Regions from separate parts of the Homo sapiens genome. Here region 2 is linked to region 1. Evidence: chromatin loops called from intact Hi-C (ENCODE). Cell type or tissue: heart left ventricle. All regions are shown on one strand. Links, peaks and the distances in the headings refer to the core of each region. The heading gives the core; the rest is flanking DNA. Region 1 overlaps LOC101928354 (a long non-coding RNA gene). Region 2 holds the start of LINC01108 (long intergenic non-protein coding RNA 1108).

What was found. A loop is a pair of places that touch in the nucleus more often than their neighbours do. Peaks named below come from ENCODE experiments on the same cell type or tissue, not always from the same donor. Only the 100,000 strongest peaks of a DNase experiment are listed, where the experiment ranks them.
Region 2: it touches region 1 in a loop (1.9-fold over the local background); 1 of 110 quality-filtered maps calls a loop at or near these places.

Annotation. Positions count from the first base shown.
Region 1 is chr6:14,582,864-14,587,261 of GRCh38, reverse strand. LOC101928354 (a long non-coding RNA gene) reads left to right here. Exons shown (of 4, transcript XR_241980.4): 4 at 1-958. Among named protein-coding and RNA genes, the nearest start is that of LINC01108, 300 kb to the right of the region's middle. In heart left ventricle, for the core only: a CTCF peak has its summit at 2,581 (motif pointing right); no DNase peak of the experiment used is centred there.
Region 2 is chr6:14,281,854-14,286,251 of GRCh38, reverse strand. LINC01108 (long intergenic non-protein coding RNA 1108) reads left to right here and starts at 798. Exons shown (of 2, transcript NR_108097.1): 1 at 798-1,196; 2 at 3,064-4,398. LOC124901266 (a long non-coding RNA gene) reads right to left here and starts at 431. Exons shown (of 2, transcript XR_007059465.1): 1 at 1-431. In heart left ventricle, for the core only: a CTCF peak has its summit at 2,504; no DNase peak of the experiment used is centred there.

The DNA of each region.
Region 1 (4,398 bases), core at 324-4,323:
CGTTAAGCTGCCTGCCACAGCTATGTAAATAGTGCTCACTACATGATATTATAGTGCATGTTATAGGGAGTCATGATTATATTTCTTTTCTATACAACTTTTTATTTTCTTTGGACCTAATATTTGCCTCTTTTTTTCTATTTGCTTGTGTTTTACATGTATCTATTATTAATTCATCCTTAAACCATCTGATACAGCTGACAATCTTAATTCCTAAACATGCCAACTATTCTTTTAGTTCCATCTCTCTTTTCTTGGCATCATTCCTCAAGAGCTCTCTGTCTTTCTTCTCCAATTTGGGTTTTGCCTTTTTGGGGTGCAGCATAGGTGTTTTCTTGTGGTTTCTCTTCACTACCATCCTGATTTTTTTCTCTCTCTCTTCTGTTTTAGACTCTCTGTTTCCAGGATCCCATGTCTTTGTTGTTGTTGTTGTTGTTGTTTATTCTCCCATTTAACCGACTCACATCAACATCTTTCTACCAGTTCTCCTGTTATCCTGGCCTCCTGTGTGATCTGTAACCCAAACACCTGGGTTTTTCCAGGAATCTTCAAGGAACAAGATCTTGTATTTGTGGCTTTGTCTGGGGCAGGTTTAAATTTCAACACTCCCTGGTCTGCTAACTCAGCCGCAATTCACCTCTCTTCCAGCTCTCAGCTTTTGTTGATATCAATTGTGTACTGTCATCTCTCAAAGTCTCTTTGGCCGTGTAGGCTTGAGCCGCTTTTTATATCTTGCTGATATTTTAGTGAGATTTCAGCAGGGAGAGAAGAATGGGTGTGTGGACACCTCTGTGCTGGGAACTGATTACTTGGCTTCCACACTTGGTTCAGCTCTTCCACTGAAGGCATGGGATTGTTTATTTTTCCCACAGATATTTTTGAAATATTCTAAAATGGAAGCTATTGCACTAACTGCCACTACATTATTTATTTTGTCATGTAGTAGGGTATCTGCTGAGATGGCCAGACCCCATTGCTCTATTTTTTTAATAGTATAATTTCTTTTTTGCTTTGCTTCAAAGACTCTAAATTATTTTAATAGGTTTATATATTTTTCTTTTCCTCTTGAATTAAGACAGAAGTAATTTTTCCAATGACTCTGTTATCTCAGTTTTGTATTAAACCTCTCCAGCTTCACTTAGTGGCTCCAGCAGGACAATCTAAGGTGTGTAATAGGAATGTCTCAGTCTCACTTGCCCACTCATACAAATGAAACCATGGTTATAAAAATACTCTTGCTGGCTGCAGAAAACTAAACTGCATCCAGGATTCTTTTCTCAATTTTTTTCCATGAATCCCTAGGGATATTAACATGTGTCCAGAAATCAGTTGTGGTCATTTATGACTTCACTGCTGGCTAAGCCAGGACCACACAGTAGTCCCATGCTGGAAATTTCTGCAGGGTTCACTCTGTAGTGAGAACATTGCTGGTACTGCTGGAGGTACCATTTTCCATGAAAACAGGCTCCTCCTCTCTCTGACACAGAGGAACTAGGCATCTCTAGCCTCAGCGTCAGTCACCCTTGCAGGTGACAGACAAGCTCCAGTGTTGGGTGCTTGGGAGTGGAGATTCTCAGGCTTTCTATGTTATGACTTGCCTCTTAACCCTGGCATGGCTGAGCTTTGGTCTTCCAGCTCAAACCCTAATAGATCTTCAGGGATGGGGTTCCCATCAAGCAGCAACCTCCACTCACTTGCAGTAGGTCTTTGTTAATCCATCCATGAGATATCTCCATGGTAAGAGGAAGGATATTCTCACCCAGCTTTACTGCCTGGACCCAGTGTAATCTGGCTCTATCAACTCAACATACTCTCACCACAGCATCCATCCTCCTTAAAACTTCCACCCTTTCCTGGGAATTCTCTCTCTCATTCATTAGGCATGCTTCTATATCCTAGAAACCCAAGGGGTATTAGAGTTCAATCCACCTTTTCCTCCATGAGCTCCTCAGTTCTTATGTGGATTTAAGTACAAATAGACTCAGGGGAGAATCCACCTTTCCTAGCCCTCTGTCCCAACTCTTCTGGCCAGCCATGTCTACTGCACAGTGTAACAGAATAGCTGAAGGGAAATTTTGTTTAAGACAGTAATCTCCAAAGTGAGTTTCACAAGTGGTATGGGAAGGAAAAAATATATAATTTCTATTTATTTATTTATTTATTTATTTATTCATTCATTCAGAGACAGAGTCTCATACCGTTGCCTGGGCTGGAGAGCAATGGCGCGATCTCGGCTCACTGCAACCTCCGCCTCCCGGGTTCAAGCGATTCTCCTGCCTCAGCCTCCCGAGTAGCTGGGATTACAGGTGTCTGCCACCACGCCTGGCTAATTTTTTTGTATTTTTAGTAGAGACAGGGTTTCACTATGTTGGCCAGGCTGGTCTCAAATTCCTGACCTCGCGATCGGCCTCCCAAAGTGTTGAGATTACAGGCGTGAGCCACTGCACCCAGCCAATTTCTATTTATTTTTTAATTGCATGCTTTAAAAAAATTTGCATTCATGTTTTACGTGCATGTGTAAACATTACAATCTATGGTCAAACATTTTTTCTGAGTGGAGTACAGTCTTGTAACAGTAGGTAATCCAGCAGTGTCCACAAGATGGACCTGTGGGGCCCCAGACACCCATTGTGTTCGTGTATTTAATAATTTCACTTGAAGGCTCACTGTTATAGTGTTTCTGTGTGGATATCAAGACTGCTTACTCGTTTTTACTTATCATTAGGGTGACGAAGGTTTTTGCTTTCCAGTCTCAGGAAATTCACACAATATTTGCCTACCAAGGCTTTTAGGTTCATAAAGCAACATTAAAATATAAAATAAATCGTATTGAACTTCTGGTATTACTACTGTTATTACCTAAATTTTGTCACCTGTGGTGAGATACATTTTCAATCTTTTTTCCACTTGTGAACCAAATGCTCCCTTTAGGTTTCTTTACAATTGCTATGTGGCTAATTGCTTTCAGCTACAGAAAGCCTAGATATGTATGGGTTTCTCTTTGAATTAGGCCTTCAAAAATTTGAAACAAAAAAAATTGACAAACGAATCTATTTACCACAGCAAACTGAACTGCATATATTCCTATTAAGGTCCATTTATGCATTGCTGGTAGACGTTGCTGACTTCCCAGACTTTGGGACTGGCTTATCCAGATGGACTCACGTGAGGCCACGTTGAAGAAGGGTAGCAAATCACTCAATGGCATAAACACTGAGCTGCAATATTCGTGTGGCAAGAGGGCATGTGTGGAGAGCATGGGCCGGGTCTGACTTGCTAGTTGCATAGTCTCTAAGGCCAGTGACTCAGGTGCCATAGAGCACTGCATCTGGGATTTATGCTGTCTCGAAGTCATGTGTTTCATTCCTTACTCCATATCCACGGCCATCGCCAGCCTCCAAGAGGACCCCTGGTGATCCCCACCTCCTGATTTTCATACCTGTATGGACTCTTCCCACATTGGACAAGGGGTGGTCTGTGTGACCAATAAAATATGGCAAAAATGATTGCATGTCACTTCCAAGATGAGGTTATGAAAGACACTGTAGCTTTTGTCTTGGTCACTTTCCTTCATTCTCTTTCTCTCTTGGATCATTTGATTCTGGGGAACTGAGATACCGTGTCATGAGCAGCCTTGTGGTAGGCCCTGTGCTAAGTGCTGGGTATACAGGGAGTGCACCATAATTGTGCCTGTGAATAGCCACTGCTCTCCAGCCTGGGCAACATAGTGAGACTCTGTCTCTAAAAATTTTTTTTTAAATTAAAAAAAATTTTTAAAAATAGAGAAAAAGGAGATGTTGACAAGATAAATAATGTGGGAAACTTAATAGGCAGAAGTATCTGAAATTCAACTAGAAGAAGGAACAGAACTTGTATTGATATTCTGGGGCCATACATAGCTCCAAGAAGAATTGCTGAGTAGAAAGATACCTGCTAGAGGAGTAAGTTGCTTTATGATCAACTCATGTATTCATTTTTTCATCCAATAATTTCTATTGAGTATCTGTTGTGCATTAATCACTGGGGTAAGTCAGAGGTAGCTCTAACCTTCATAAAGCTTAATTGTACAGAGAGAGAGAGAGATACTAATTGTACAAAGAGAATTAAATCGCTATTAAAAAATTATACTTAAATAAAAAGTTTCCTTTAAATACTGGGTATACAGAGTTAAGATACATTCCCATTTAAAAAAAAGTATTCAGTTTTTCAGAGGAGACAGCAATGTTCTCAAGCAGTGCAGTGCACCATAGTACGTGCAACAGCAGAAGAGTGCATAAATCTTCCCTGGAGCTTCAAGGAAACCATGCTTGTCTCAGCTTTGGTTCATTGAAGAATTGCCTTTTAAACTGGAGAGGAAAAAAAATAGATGCCTTGAGGCAAATGGGGAGGTGGAGAGGG
Region 2 (4,398 bases), core at 146-4,145, 300 kb after region 1:
GGGTTAGTGGGAATCCCAGCTGGGTGCCAGGGAGAAGGCTGCTCTCAGGACCCAGCAGAAAGGGATGGGACGGAGCAATGTGAGTAAATGAGGGACATCTGCTCCCGAGATTTTGTGGCACCCACTCATCAGAGGTAAAATGAGCCTGTAACATTTTTAACAATTCAAGCCTCTGGTGGACAGGAAGCTGATCTCTCAGGTCCAGTATGTGTCAGTCCAAAGGCAGTTGAAGATAGGTAAGATTTGATAAAACAGCACAACAAGACAATGAGAATATATTGTGGACAAACTGTGTGCCTAGGATCCTAGGGATTAGAAAAGATGTGGAAAACATCCAACAACTTAATTCCAACATATATTAAGTACTTCCTTTTTACCAGTACAGAGGATGCATGACATATAGTTTCATATAGTCAAGGTACAGTCACCGATGTAGAGTTTCAAATGTTCTATGTACATGCACGCACACACATACACACACATTAGAAGAGATGATCTACTCTTCTCTTGTTTACATGCTTTTCATGAAGCCCTTACAAAGAAAACCAAGAACAATTCCTCAAAACTCCATGCACAGCTTCCTCTTTGTGGATCCTGAGACTTCGGATGCTGGGACTAACTAGCCACTCACCGAGTCAAAGCTGGTGTGCAGAGAAAACCATTTCTCTCTTGTTAAATGACCTCGCTTCATCATAAAACCTTAAAAAGAAAGCTTCCAGATCATTTGTCTCCATCACAAAACTTATAAAAATGAGATGGAAAAAAAGTTAAATTATTTTGGCTCATAAGTTTCAGATGGAGTTGTATATTTCCCTAAAGGGTCAAAAATAGAACATTTATTAAACGACGAGTTATTCAAAAACCGGCACAGGCCCCAGTTGTCTTTCAAAAGCTCTGATTTACTGCATATTTCTCCCTTGAGAAAGGCCTTTTTTAAATGTTCATTTCCATTTTAAGAGACTGTGGGCTTTGATCTGTTGGGAGCATTCTTTTTCTTTCCCTGACTGGGGCCTGTCGGCTACTCAGGCCTGTGTTTTTCCATGGCCTTCCCCAGCATTCACACGGCATCTCCTGCATCTGCGTTCACCCTGGCTAATTTGGAGGTCAGAACTGGTGAGTCCCTGTAGCAGGTGACACCAAGAACCAATGAGCCATATTTGCTCTTCACACCTCAACAAAGATGCTGCTTCCAGGAGGTAAGAGAAAGGTGAGATGGGCTTGGGTGTCCCTACAACCTGCAAAAGCTGTCAAGTCCTCCTTTAAAGTTAATTTGAAATTTCATAATAAATTTAATCTTGTTACTCCAGGAAAGTCAAGGCACAGTCACAGTGATATTAAAATGTATTTTGCTTTTGAAAGAATCAGGTCCTTCTTTTATTTTTTGAGACAGAATCTTGCTCTGCTGCCCAGGTTGGAGTACAGTGGGATGATCATAGCTCCCAGTAGCCTCAAACTTGCCATCCTCCTGCCTCAGCCTCCTGAGTCGCTGGGACTACAGCTGCACACCACCACTACACCTCACTACTTCATGTCTTTTTTTTTTTTTTTAACTTTGTGTGGGTAATATCGATATGTGCTTGGAGTCTGCTGGCCATGAGTTTTTCTATTCCAGACAAGTTGGAAGATCAAGGGTGAAATGGGTCATTTTTAATATCAAACCTGTTGCCCTGCTTTGTTTTCAAATCACACCACTCTTCACCCTCTGGCCCCACTAGGCCTTAGTGCAAATTAGTAAAAACCTCCCCCTTGAGGGGCAGATACAGGGCCCTGCCACTGTGTCCATCTTGGTGAGACACCAAAGGCTGGGTTTTAGTTCCCACTTGCCTTATAAACACAGTTGTGCCTGTACTCCCACTTTGATCCCCCCTGCCCACAGGTGCCCAAAATACACACACACATACACACACACACACACACAACCCTTGAAATGACTGGAGTAGCACTAGATGATTCTTCCAGTGCTAAACAATTTATTATTTACCCACCTCTTCCTTTCCTCCTCTCTTTCCTCTTCTTGTCCTCTTCCTCTTCCTTTCTCTCTCCATTCTCTCTCTCTTCTGCAATAATACAGTGAGTGTTTGTGTAAGTTTCAAATCCAGCAACCTGAAGATTCGCCTCCAATGGCACAGGGCTGGACCGCACTCAGAGGTGGCTGCCACCCAATCGTCACTCAGCGTTTTATCGCTGGGCTATTCTGTTCGAGTGCTAAGCAATTGTTCACAGAAATAAGATAATGGAAAGAGCAGAGACAGAATGAGCAATGGAGAGAGTCGGGCCTACCATCGCGCTTACTGCTGTTCGTCACAGGTAAATGACACATACAGGCTTAAAAAGCAGCTCTCTCTTTTTTGTAGCCCATTTTTGTTTGTTTGTTTGTCAGATTACATGTTCGATCAATTGCGACAAGCCACTGTACCATGCAAGGCATTGTGCAATCCAGTATAAACCCAAACCTCCATGGGCAGAAAGGAAACCCATCCACACTGCCCTCTAAGGGCTGTTAACCACTGTGAAGAGAAGAGATCACCAGGGATTTTTTTCCCAGATGACTTTCTATGGCAGGGAGGGAAAGAAATTGTGTTCTCCAGGAGAAAGTGGTTAATTTTATTTTATTTTATTTTATTTTATTTTATTTTATTTTATTTTTGTAGCTGCAGGCAATCTGTGGATAAGTGGGTATTACCATCGTGGTACATCTCTAATTAATAAGATCAATTGCCACTGTATTTTCTTTTACAAACTCATTTAGATATGTCAGGGCTGCAATTATTTTGCGAATGATCTGTCTTTACGCTTATTCATCTTTCCTCTTCCTCAAGGAGCAAATAAAACTGTCAGCTTAAATGCCCTTTGAAGTCTGTTTTAAATCCTTGATTGAAAATTAAAAACAAAGCTCTCTAGCCTGGTGCCATTTCCAGGGTCAAAGTTCCTGTCCTCACATTGCTTTGTGTGTGTGTGTGTGTGTGTACACAGGCACGTGTGTGTATTGATTTCTGTTTTTAAAAAGGTAACATGTTGGCTTCTGAATCCCAATGTTGCACCCTTTTCTTTTCATCTCCTTAGATCTGCAAGAACTCTGAACTCATAGATTATGTCCAAACTGAGAAGCACTGGACAGTCATTTTGCTTATCTGCGGTTTCTCATTTCTGAGAAGAATCTCCATATGGACATTATCACTTTTGTTATAATCTCGAGGATGGTTAAGGTAGCTTTGATCGCCACTTTCATATCTCCTGTGATAATCAGCACCAATGGAATGTGCAGAAATCCATCCCTATTCCTAAGGACTCCTGATGTCATCTCACCAGGTGGGACGGTTTGTCCTGCTCGAGTCTGCACGCCCAGCTCCAACAGCTTCGCCCAAGTTTGGGGACAGGCTTCACCCAACACCCAGAATCTGTGCAGTTATTTGGCCCCTCATTGAAAAGCCTCTCACGGTTACAGACAAAATTAACTTGGTCATCCCTGCAGCGCCGGAGGGATACTTCTGGACTCTCTGTTTGGGGAGTGTACGCTCAAACCGTTTCAAGAAGAGATTTAAACCTCTTCTTGGAGAAGACTGAGGCTGGCACAAGGCTAACAAATCAAATAACTGCACCGAGGCAAAGCTGCCGTCTCTCCCGGGCTGTACCCTGCCTGCTTCTCCCATCCCTGCCTTCTGGCCGATTTGTCTTTAAGGTTTTAGCATTATCCCTCTGTTGACAAATGAATGCTTTTCTGGAAGATGAGGTATTTCCAGAAGCAGGCAGACACTGGCTGGAGCGCCGTAAGAGCTCTGCCTCCCTCGATTCGTTATGTGAACGGGAGAGGCCTGGAGGTTTTGCGCGAGCATTACGTTCAAGGTGATGATAAATGGAGTCTGGCCGGGGTGGTAATAAGGGAATTTCTAGCCAGATCCTGTCTAGACCACGGTTTGTTATGGAGGGAAAGCCACAAAAGGGGGCTATAGTACCCCGTTCCTCAGAGAAATTGTCCTCAGGGAGAGCCAAGCACATTTCCAGTCCGAACCTTCGTCCGGCCCCTCACTGGGGCCGCTGTAAATAACATTAGCCTGTCTTTCAGCAAGCTCTGGGAAGCTTATAAACCGAACACGGTTTTTGTTGTCTGTAGTTGTGCATTAAGCTCAGTACTGTCAAGTCTAATTATTCTCATTAAGGCCTGAAAGTTTTAGGGATTAATTAAGCAGAGAGCCAAAGCTTATGCAGAACAGCAATATTTTCCCCCTGAAGGATTAGCCCGTCATTCTGATGGGGTTTTCCTTGAGCGTTGCCCATTACTTTATAAGATAGCAAAGTGTGGAGCTCATATAATATGGATTAGAAATCGCCTACATTTCACATGTGCTATTCAGCCATGAAAATAAGTCCTGGCCCTTGTGCCTGTAACCCGGAAGGCTC